2 separate regions of the Homo sapiens genome follow, and region 1 is linked to region 2. The links are chromatin contacts, found by Hi-C or POLR2A ChIA-PET in ENCODE. All regions are on one chromosome and are shown on one strand. Each heading gives the region's core, a stretch centred on a gene start or an enhancer-like site at or near the end of the contact. The rest is flanking DNA. Distances are from core to core; before and after follow the strand shown. Region 1 overlaps MIR34AHG (MIR34A host gene). Region 2 holds the start of RERE-AS1 (RERE antisense RNA 1).

The links. A loop is a pair of places that touch in the nucleus more often than their neighbours do. ChIA-PET counts read pairs that join two places held with the same protein, here RNA polymerase II (POLR2A). Pooled maps may share reads with other maps.
Region 1: a pooled map shows a loop between it and region 2 (5-fold over the local background). The contact joins the enhancer-like site here to the promoter of RERE-AS1 in region 2. A Hi-C loop is called at or near these places in 1 of 37 single-sample maps with no recorded cell type and 2 of 50 pooled maps. POLR2A ChIA-PET finds 5 or more read pairs at or near these places in 1 of 52 experiments (BJ).

Annotation. Positions count from the first base shown.
Region 1 is chr1:9,161,015-9,165,295 of GRCh38, reverse strand. All of the region lies in intron 1 of MIR34AHG (MIR34A host gene), which reads left to right. Among named protein-coding and RNA genes, the nearest start is that of MIR34A, 11 kb to the right of the region's middle. RefSeq lists silencers at 482-531, 2,302-2,371, 2,522-2,591 and an enhancer at 1,042-1,371. Within about 2 kb of position 2,241, at least 31 of the 41 ENCODE cell types and tissues checked have a DNase peak (open chromatin) inside an H3K27ac peak, as active enhancers do.
Region 2 is chr1:8,422,154-8,426,685 of GRCh38, reverse strand. It overlaps RERE-AS1 (RERE antisense RNA 1), which reads right to left and starts at 2,041. Exons shown (of 4, transcript NR_125999.1): 1 at 1,985-2,041. It overlaps RERE (arginine-glutamic acid dipeptide repeats), which reads left to right. Exons shown (of 23, transcript NM_001042681.2): 12 at 3,879-3,959. RefSeq lists silencers at 2,452-2,591, 2,902-3,241.

The DNA.
Region 1 (4,281 bases), core at 992-3,491, 740 kb before region 2:
CCTCTCCCCCAGGCCCTCATCGGGGACAGGTGGCCTCTGCATGTTCCACTGGTCTGGCAGGTCAAGAACTCAGATTGTTTTAACAGTGGGTGAGGCTTTTATGTATTCAGGTGAGACAACGAATGTGAAAGCTCATTGTCACCTGTAAAGCACCTACCAGTCTGCTGTGACGATGACGGGATGATGAGAACTGTCATCGCTCCTTCTCATTCCTGTGGCTTTACTGTGGGACCTTGAGAGCCAGAGCAGCAGGGGGGAGGTTCTGAGGGTCTAGAAGCCTCGGCAAGGGGCTGTTGCAGCCAGGGGCAGTCAGGCAGGGTCACCCATGCAGGGGCAGCCAAGTGGCTTGCCCAAGCTGGGGTCTATGCCTAGAGGACCCTCCAAAGATGCTGACCCCCTGAAGCCTGGCATCACCCAGGGAGGAGCTGTCACCACCATGGCCCTCTGGGCTACTAAAAACAACCTTTTGCCCAGGACTTGCAAGGAAGAGAGAGAGAGTTCTCGGTGGATGAGAACAGTTTTTCAGTGGCAGTGCTACAGACATTTGGGGCCAGATGATTTTTTGTGGTGGGGGCTGCCCTGTGCACTGTAGGATGTTTAGCGGCATTCCTGGCTTCTACCCACTAGAAGCCAGGAGCACTCCCTACCCTTCAATTGTGATAATCAAAAACGTCTGGGTTTTTTTCTTCTTTTTTTTTTTGAGACAGAGTCTTGCTCTGTCACCCAGGCTGGAGTGCAGTGATGCGATCTTGGCTCACTGCAACCTCCACCTCCCAGTCTCAAGTGATTCTCCTGCTTCAGCCTCCCAAGTAGTTGGGATTACAGGTGTGTGCCACCATGCCCAGTTAAGTTTTGCATTTTTAGTGGAGATAGGGTCTTGTCATGTTGGCCAGGCTGGTCTCGAACTCCTGACCTCAAGTGATCTGCCCGCCTCGGCCTCCCAAAGTGCTGGGATTACAGGCATGAGCCACCACACCCGGCCCCAAAAATGTCTTTAGATATTGCCAAATGTCCCCTGGGTGACAAAATCATCCCCCAAACTGCTGGATTAGAGGCTTTGGAAATGGATTTTCTGTGACCACTGCTTCACCATTGTAAGCTGCCTCTCATTTGGGTGCAGTTTTCTTTGTTCCTTTTCCAAAAAGCTGACCTCATCGGGCCCATTTGTTTGTTTCGTTGACTCACCCAGTCTAACCGCAAGCAGCCTTCCTCCTCTGGGGGATCCCAAATGACTTATCATGGGACTTTGTATGTAAATTTCAAAGATTATTTTCTACTAAATCAGAGGCAGAAATCCTCAACTTCTTTTTTAGCAGCCTTGGTAAATACTTCCTTAGAGTGTTTAAGGGGCGTGCCGCACTCCTGCTGGTGGTCTGATTGTGAACACCTTTGCTGTTCAGTTCCCTGAAATCGCCAAATATTTCCCTCTCCTTTGGGTCTCAGCCCAGTGACTAGCGGATGATCTAAGGGCCAGGGCGGTCTGAGTTGGCTAGTGCACCGGGGATTTTCTTAAGGCCTTTGACCCGGGGACTGGTGTGGGAGGAAGGCAAAGGCCTGGTTGTTTATGAGCAAGGAGGAGTCAGGTCCGAGGATGGAGCCCTTCGGGGTCACTGCCCTGGGCCCTGCCCCTCTCCTGCACATCAGGCCCCTTGGACAAGGCCCGTGTGTTTGCAGGACCCTCTTGGGGCAGCAGAGCAAGGGCTGGCTTTGAGAGAGAGCCTCACTTTTTTGTTTTTTTTTTTTTTTTTTTTTTTAAGTAGAGACGGGGTTTCTCCATGTTGGTCAGGCCAGTCTTGAACTCCTCACCTCAGGTGATCTGCCCTCCTCGGCCTCCCAAAGTGCTGGGATTACAGGCGTGAGCGACCGCGCTCGGCCAGGGCTTCACTTTCAAGCTCAGTGCTGCTCTGAGGGGTGGACACAGCCCTGATGTCAGTAGCTGAAGACCTGCCTGGCCACACTCAGCAGCAGTTAGCCTTCTCCTCCCGCGCCCCGTGAACAAGGCTGTACCCTGGGAGGTTGGGCTCTGTCTGAATTCCATCACAGGTCCTCTCCTGGGCCTTGCCCTGCTTTGTTGCCTCCTTAGGAGGATGTCTTCTGGTTTCCTAGGAAGGGCTTTATATCTTAACATCCACCCTGCATTCAAAACCCAAGTTATCAAGACCACAGGGCACCACAACCCTCCTCTTGGCCTTGCGGTTTCTATTCTTCAGTGACTCCCAGAGGTTTGGCTTGATTGGCAGCTTAGAAGCACATGATTGAACTTGAGCAGTGGTTGAAACTCAGAGTCAGATGCCTGACCCGCCCCAATCCCAGGCACAGAGTCTGACCTCACACCCAGGCTGTGCTGTGTACTCAGTTGTTCAGTATCGACTTGAGCTTGACGGGCATCAGGGGCCAGGGAGTGAAAGGGAAGAGAAGCCAAATCTGGCTGCTAAGGGCTCTCAGTCCTGGAGGGCAGGAAAATAGTGGCCTTGCCGCTAGACCTGATGCCACCTGCCCCTCCAGCTGTACCCCCTCAACACCTTGGGTAATACCTCAAGCCCCACGTCCTCTTCCAAGCCAGATAGGACCCCAAGTGCTGGGTGATCCTTATTGAAGGGTAGGGACAGGAGGGACCCGTGGGATTGTGTGTGCTCAGAGCGGAGTTCAGGGGCACCTGAGGGCAAACTGTCTCTTTGCTCCCAGGGCTGTCCTCCGTGCCTTTACCTGTGCTGGGCCCTGGCAGAGCTCTGAGTCTTCTGGATTCCAGCGTCCATAGTAGCTAGTCTGTCCACTGCTGGAGAAAAGCTGCTTTCCCAAAATAGCCACCCAGGGGGAAAGAGCAGCCCTGGAATTTGACCCTGACGATCACCGTGACGGGGCTGCTGGCCCCACCTGGCCTGACCTCCACGACATCACGGAAGGACTGTTGGTTAGTTGTGGGGGCCAGGATTTTTCCTCTGTCCCCCTCCCCTCTTCTTCTTCCCTTTCTTCTTTCTCTCTGCCAGCTTCAGGTTTGAAATTCCAGTGACACCGAGGGAGATGCTCCAGTGCCTGTCCGGCTGGGGGGCAGGTCACATGGTGGGAGCAGAGAGGGGAGGGCACTTGTGCGCCTGCACCTCTTGGCAGGTGAATGCACACCTATGGAGGGGCCTGGGTGCTGGCAGCGAGCCCCGCTCCCTGCGGCTGTGCCAGGCCCAGAGGCGGCAGCGAGCCCAACAGGTCAGACAGGTGGAGCCAGGCTGGGGAAGCTGCAGGACCAGAGCTGACATCCGATCAATCCAAGGTCCTTCTTTGGCCCACAGAGCAGGTAACCCACCCTTTTCTTTCTTTTTTTTTTTTCTTTCTTTCTTTTTTTTTCTGGTTTAATTCACTGACAACTTTAGGGAACATTTACAACCCGAGAAAAAGGCCATTGAGATTGGGGGGCAATCGCGAATTGTTTGGAGAGGGATTTGTGGTGTTTTGTGTGGAGGAAATTTGGCCTCGGCATTAGAAAAGCATTTCTAATTTTCAGGTCTTTGATTCTGAAAGCAGATTTCTTATGGAGCCTGGGTGCTGGGTGGCATATTGGGGAGGCAAAGCCCAGAAGCCATGAGGGTTTTCCTGTGACTGCTGATGGAACACCGTGGGAGGCTGTAGTTTGGTGGCCTGTTTGCCTCCATAAGGAGGGGTTGGGGCAGAGACAGGGTGGTCGGGGGACTGCTCCGCGACAGGACTTGGCTGTATGGGGGAAGCTCTCCCAGTTCCTATCAGAGAAACACGTGGAGGGCTGGACTCCCTCCAAAATTCAAATTTATGCTACAGGCCCTTACTGGGGCTGGATTTTACTTGGAGATTGTTTGGAGTTTTGAAATCACCTCTCCTGGTAAGAAGACTCGGTCTCCTGTGTTCTTGCCCCCTCTGTATCTTGGCCAGTGATGGTTCCCTTAGACAAATTGATGGGGGATTTCTGGCCTGAGGACAGGAAGAAAAGGAGCCCAGGTCTGTTTCAGTGAAGAACAAGCCCAGGACACCCCACCTGAAACTAGGACTAGTTTTGCCCAGTTTGGCATCGTTGAAAACGCATTTGCCCTCTTCCTTGAACCAGGCTGTGCCTTCTTCTATCTGTTTCCCTGCCATGGAACATCACCCAAACATTTTACTGGGAAGGGGAGGGGTAAGAGCAGATACAATGCTTGTCTGAAACCCCCGTTGCATGGCATTCTTTGCAGGGACAGGACAGGGGAGCAGTTTTTGCTGTTACCGAACCCTTTGTGACAGAGATGCTGTTTGTTAAGTGATTTGCTTTTTTACAAAAAA
Region 2 (4,532 bases), core at 792-3,291:
CCTGCAGAGACCACCATGCTGTTCTTAGGTAGGGGCTAAGGGCCAGATAAAGTGGGACTCAGGATGAAATCTATAGTTGGGAAAAATTCCTTGGCAGAGGCTTTTAAATGGCTGGATGGGGGAGATGGTTAATAGCCTAGTTATTAGGAAAGAGAGATAAAGGTCTGGCCTGGGACTGCCACTAGCATGAGCAGGAAAGGAGGGCGTTGAAAGACACTTTTTTTTTTTTTTTTTTTGAGACAGAGTCTCTGTCGCCCAGGCTGGAGTGCAGTGGCGCAATTTCGGCTCACTGCAAGCTGCGCCTCCCGGGTTGACGCCATTCTCCTGCCTCAGCCTCCCCAGTAGCTGGGACTACAGGCGCCCACCACCATGCCCAGCTAATTTTTTGTATTTTTAGTAGAGACGGGGTTTCACTGTGTTAGCCAGGATGGTCTCGATCTCCTGGCCTTGTGGTCTGCCCGCCTCAGCCTCCCAAAGTGCTAGGATTACAGGCATGAGCCACCGCGCCCGGCTGAAAGACACTTCTTAGGAAGAATACTGAGGACTTTATGATTTGACATTGGACCCGAGAAGAGGAAAGTACAGACTCATAGAAAATGGTAACAGAAAATAGTTACCACTGTAGACGCCTGCCTGCATTTTACAGAGTGTGGCTCTGAGGATTTGAGGGGGCTTAAGTTTGAATTCTGGCTTTGTCTCTGAGGAGTTGATCTAGTTACCTATCTGTGCCTCAGCTTCCTTGTCTGTAAAATGGGGATAATAATTGTACTTCTTCTTAGGTTGTAAAGATTTCGAATTAATATATATGAGGCTCCTGGCATATAGTAGGTACTTAGTAACTATTGGTTGAATGGATGATGTTCAAAGGATTGCATCACAATAAATGGAAGAAACAGGATCTGAATTTGTTTGTCCAACTCTGCCACCTTACCCTGATGTTCCAGAGTCAGCCTTTCTCACATGCTGCCTTTATTGTGTAGGCCTCTTTTACTGGACCTGTTAGATGTCACTTGGTATCAAGCCCACGTTCCGATTGCATGGTCCTGGCGTTCCACAGCCTGGCTCACTCCAGATTGCCCGCCCCAAGTCTGTGTAGACTGTCCCCTGTAACCCACCTCCCATTCTCCACCTCTGACCTTCACGGAGGGCCCGGTCACCAAGCCACCTCCCACCCCTGCAATAGTTGCCCACCCCTTGTGATCTCGCTGATGTCACTGCCTTGGCGAAGGCATTCTGAACTACTACAGACCACTGCAGTCTAGCCTTCTTGGGTCCCTTGCTGCACTGATGAGCTGCACCTCACTTCTTTATGCTTGGCCAGATGACATCTCAGAATGTTCTGTAATGACTTCACACATACTTATCTTACGTGCAAAAATGAATCACAGTTCAGTAAAGGTCCATGGCAACCTTTATTATCTTCCTAGACCCCTCTCAGCTAGGTGCTCAGTAAATACCTGAATACTTGAAGAATGGATTAAGCGGCAGGAATTCTGATTACTGAGGTGGAGTGTGCCAGTAGTTGAGGTCCTCATCTCATACCTGAACTGTGTCAGCAGCCTCTTTAACTGGTCTGTCCCTAATCTACACTTAGGCCACACTGCCACTGGCACAGTCCTCATCCAGTCTTTTCATGGAAAGCTCCAGCTTCAGCCTTTCTGCCAGCCTACAATTAGGAACTCTTCCGTGCGGCCTGAAGGGCTCTCTGCAACCGGATCCTTGCCTGCCTCTTTCGTCTTATCTGCTGGCACTCCATTCTGCACACCCTGTCCTCCTTGCAGTTCCCAGAATGTTCCCTGTGCCTTTTCCTGGCTGACTTCTGCTGGAAGCCCTGCTGGAGCCCACCTGGCAGGCTCACACTCTTCCTTGTCACTTCCTCTAAGACATCAGCAAGCAGAGTAAGTTGCTTCCTCTTCCTAGCTTCACCCACCACCCTTTGTTCCTCTGCTGCTTTTCTTGCAGGCCCTAGGACTGGTTTGTTTACCTGTCTGCCTTCCTGGGCAGACTGCAGCTCCTTGAGGGCAGGGCCATCTTTCCGTGCCGTCTCTCCCGGTGATATGCTGTGTGCACACAGCGTAGGATGCCTGTTGATCATATAAACGATACTTTTGTCAAGTAACAAAGGTCACTCCTCACACTAGAGGAGAGCTTGCTGCTTTCTTGTGCCTTGAGAGATTTTCCCTTCGAACTGTATGAATTATATTGAAAATTGACAATGATGAGTCATATCTCAGCAAGGGTGAAATTCAAAAACGCAAAGCCTCCACTACTGGAGTAGGAGGTTGCAGACTGGTCTTAAAAGGCTAAGTCTGGCCCTTCACTGAATCCGCCTGGCGGGTCTCAAACACAGGGAGTGGGAGGGACCCTCTGCCCGGTGGGCAGGTGATTTATTGGCTGGGAAGCTTCCGCGGTGATTTAGTTGTGAAGCGGCGGCCGGGGAAGTGCAGGCTAATGCCTGGGCCGCCAGGGAGAGGCCGCCCACAATCGCGGGCCGGAAGGGACCGCGGGGGGCGTCGGGGCCAGCCCCCCGTTTCGCAGCTGAGGCGGGGTTGGGGCGGAGGGCGTGCGGCCGGGGCGCAGCCGACTTCGTCCATCCGGAACGTGGGCTGGAGACCCAGCAGCCTGGGAAGGGCCCCAGCCCTGTGGGCGCCCTCTCCCCACGCTTGCTGCGGTAGGGAGGAAGTTTCTGTGCTTTACCGCCTTGATGTTCTCCTGTCCGGAAGGAGGACACAGATTCCAGCGCCGGGTGCCCTGGAGGCTCCGGCCTCGGGGTGGGGGTCGGGCCGGGGGCGGGGCCGGGGCCGGGGCGCGGGGCCCCGGCTGGCGGACAGGAGGGCGGCGGCAATCCAGGCCGCCTTTTGCAGCCGCCCGCGGCCGCGCCGGGCTCTGCGCGCCGCGCTCCTGCCTCCTCCCCCGTCAGCGGCGGCCCCAGCCCCGCGCCCCCCGGGCCCCGCGCCGCGCGGCCCCGCCGCGGTCACACGCCGAGCCACCCGCGGCCGCCTCCGCCCTGCGCTTTGTGGAGCCGGAGCCCAGTGACAGGCGACGGCCTCTTGCCGCCCCGGACCCCGGGCGCTTACCTGTGGCTGCTGGGGTCGGCCGCCCGGGACCAGGCTGGGAGCCCCGAGGTGGGGGCTCGGAGCCAGGAGCTGCCCCCACCGGGGCGGGGAGGGGTGCTCGGGAGGCATGGGACAAAGTGAAAGTCTCCGGGCTGGGGTTAGGGACGAGTCTGCTGCGAAAATGGATGGGGGCGGCGAGTGGCGTCGGGAGGGCGGAAGGGGTGCTGGTTATTCTCTGGTGTCTCGGAGTGGCTTTTAATGACGGACGGTGGGGCAGGCCCGCTGGCTTTCGTGTTCCCGGTGGGCTTCTGTGATACTGGTGCCTTCCGGTGCCTCCTGGCAAATTCTTTGGATTAAGGAAAGCGGCCTTTTAACCCCCTAGGGTTCCCTTCTGGAGAAGAGTCACCGGGTTTGGTTCTGTTTCCCCTTTCTGCTCGACACTTCTGGGAAGCTTGGTTCTCAGGTGGGAAAGCAGTTGTGTTTTATTAAAACATGGAGCATATTTATACCTTCGTGCACCAGAATGTGTGCCTGGTGGAAGAGGGGGACAGATTGCTTCTTAGCCTCAGACGCAGGACGTCCTTCTCTTAAACGCGCTGCCCTGCGTGGTGGGTGGGATTGGGGTTCTGATGAAGGTAGCTGGGGCCTGCCCTGGCCAGTGGGTCCCAGCTGAGCTGCTGACATACTCTCCGAGCCTCGGCAGTATTCCCTAGCCGAGACTTTTTTTGTGGTTGTTATTCTGCTGATTGTAGATATCTTTGCTTTGCTGACATCCTGTTTTGTTTTTGGTTTTTACATCCCATTTGTTTCTTTTTATCACAGAAACGCTTCGTTAAGGGACTCAGGCAGTACGGGAAGAACTTCTTCAGAATTAGAAAGGAGCTGCTTCCCAATAAGGAAACAGTGAGTACAATTGGACTTTATGTAACTTGATTTTTTCCTCTTTGCTCCTGCTGCCTCTCCACATTTGATCTTATGAAATGGTTTCCTTTAACCCTGCGCTGTGCTCAGACTCGGGCTGGCCTCCAGAATTCTCTCCGTTTTACTCCCTTGACTTTTAATTTGAGTTCATAATTTTTAGATAGTAAAGTGACAGATTATGCTTATCCGCCTGGAGAACATAGACTTCTGTTGTAACTCTGAGAACAGAAAGGTCTTTGGGAACAGAGGGTTAGTTGTGGGGGAAGGATTGTTGGAGAGTTAACATCAAATTTTAAACATAGTGGCTGGAATAGGAAATAGCATTTTATCACTAGTTTGAATTTGGTAATTGGCAGAAATCATCAACCAAACCAGAGGTTTGTGGCTTATTATACTTTGAGTTCTGGGGGATTTTTTCCATTTTTCAATGTTGCTCTGTTTTGAAGAGGAGTTTTAACTCTTTAATATTCTATCCCTGAGAGTTTGCACTTTCCACTGGACAGATGTACAAGGGGATCTTATAAATTGCTTAAATGGAGCTTTACAAAAAACTAC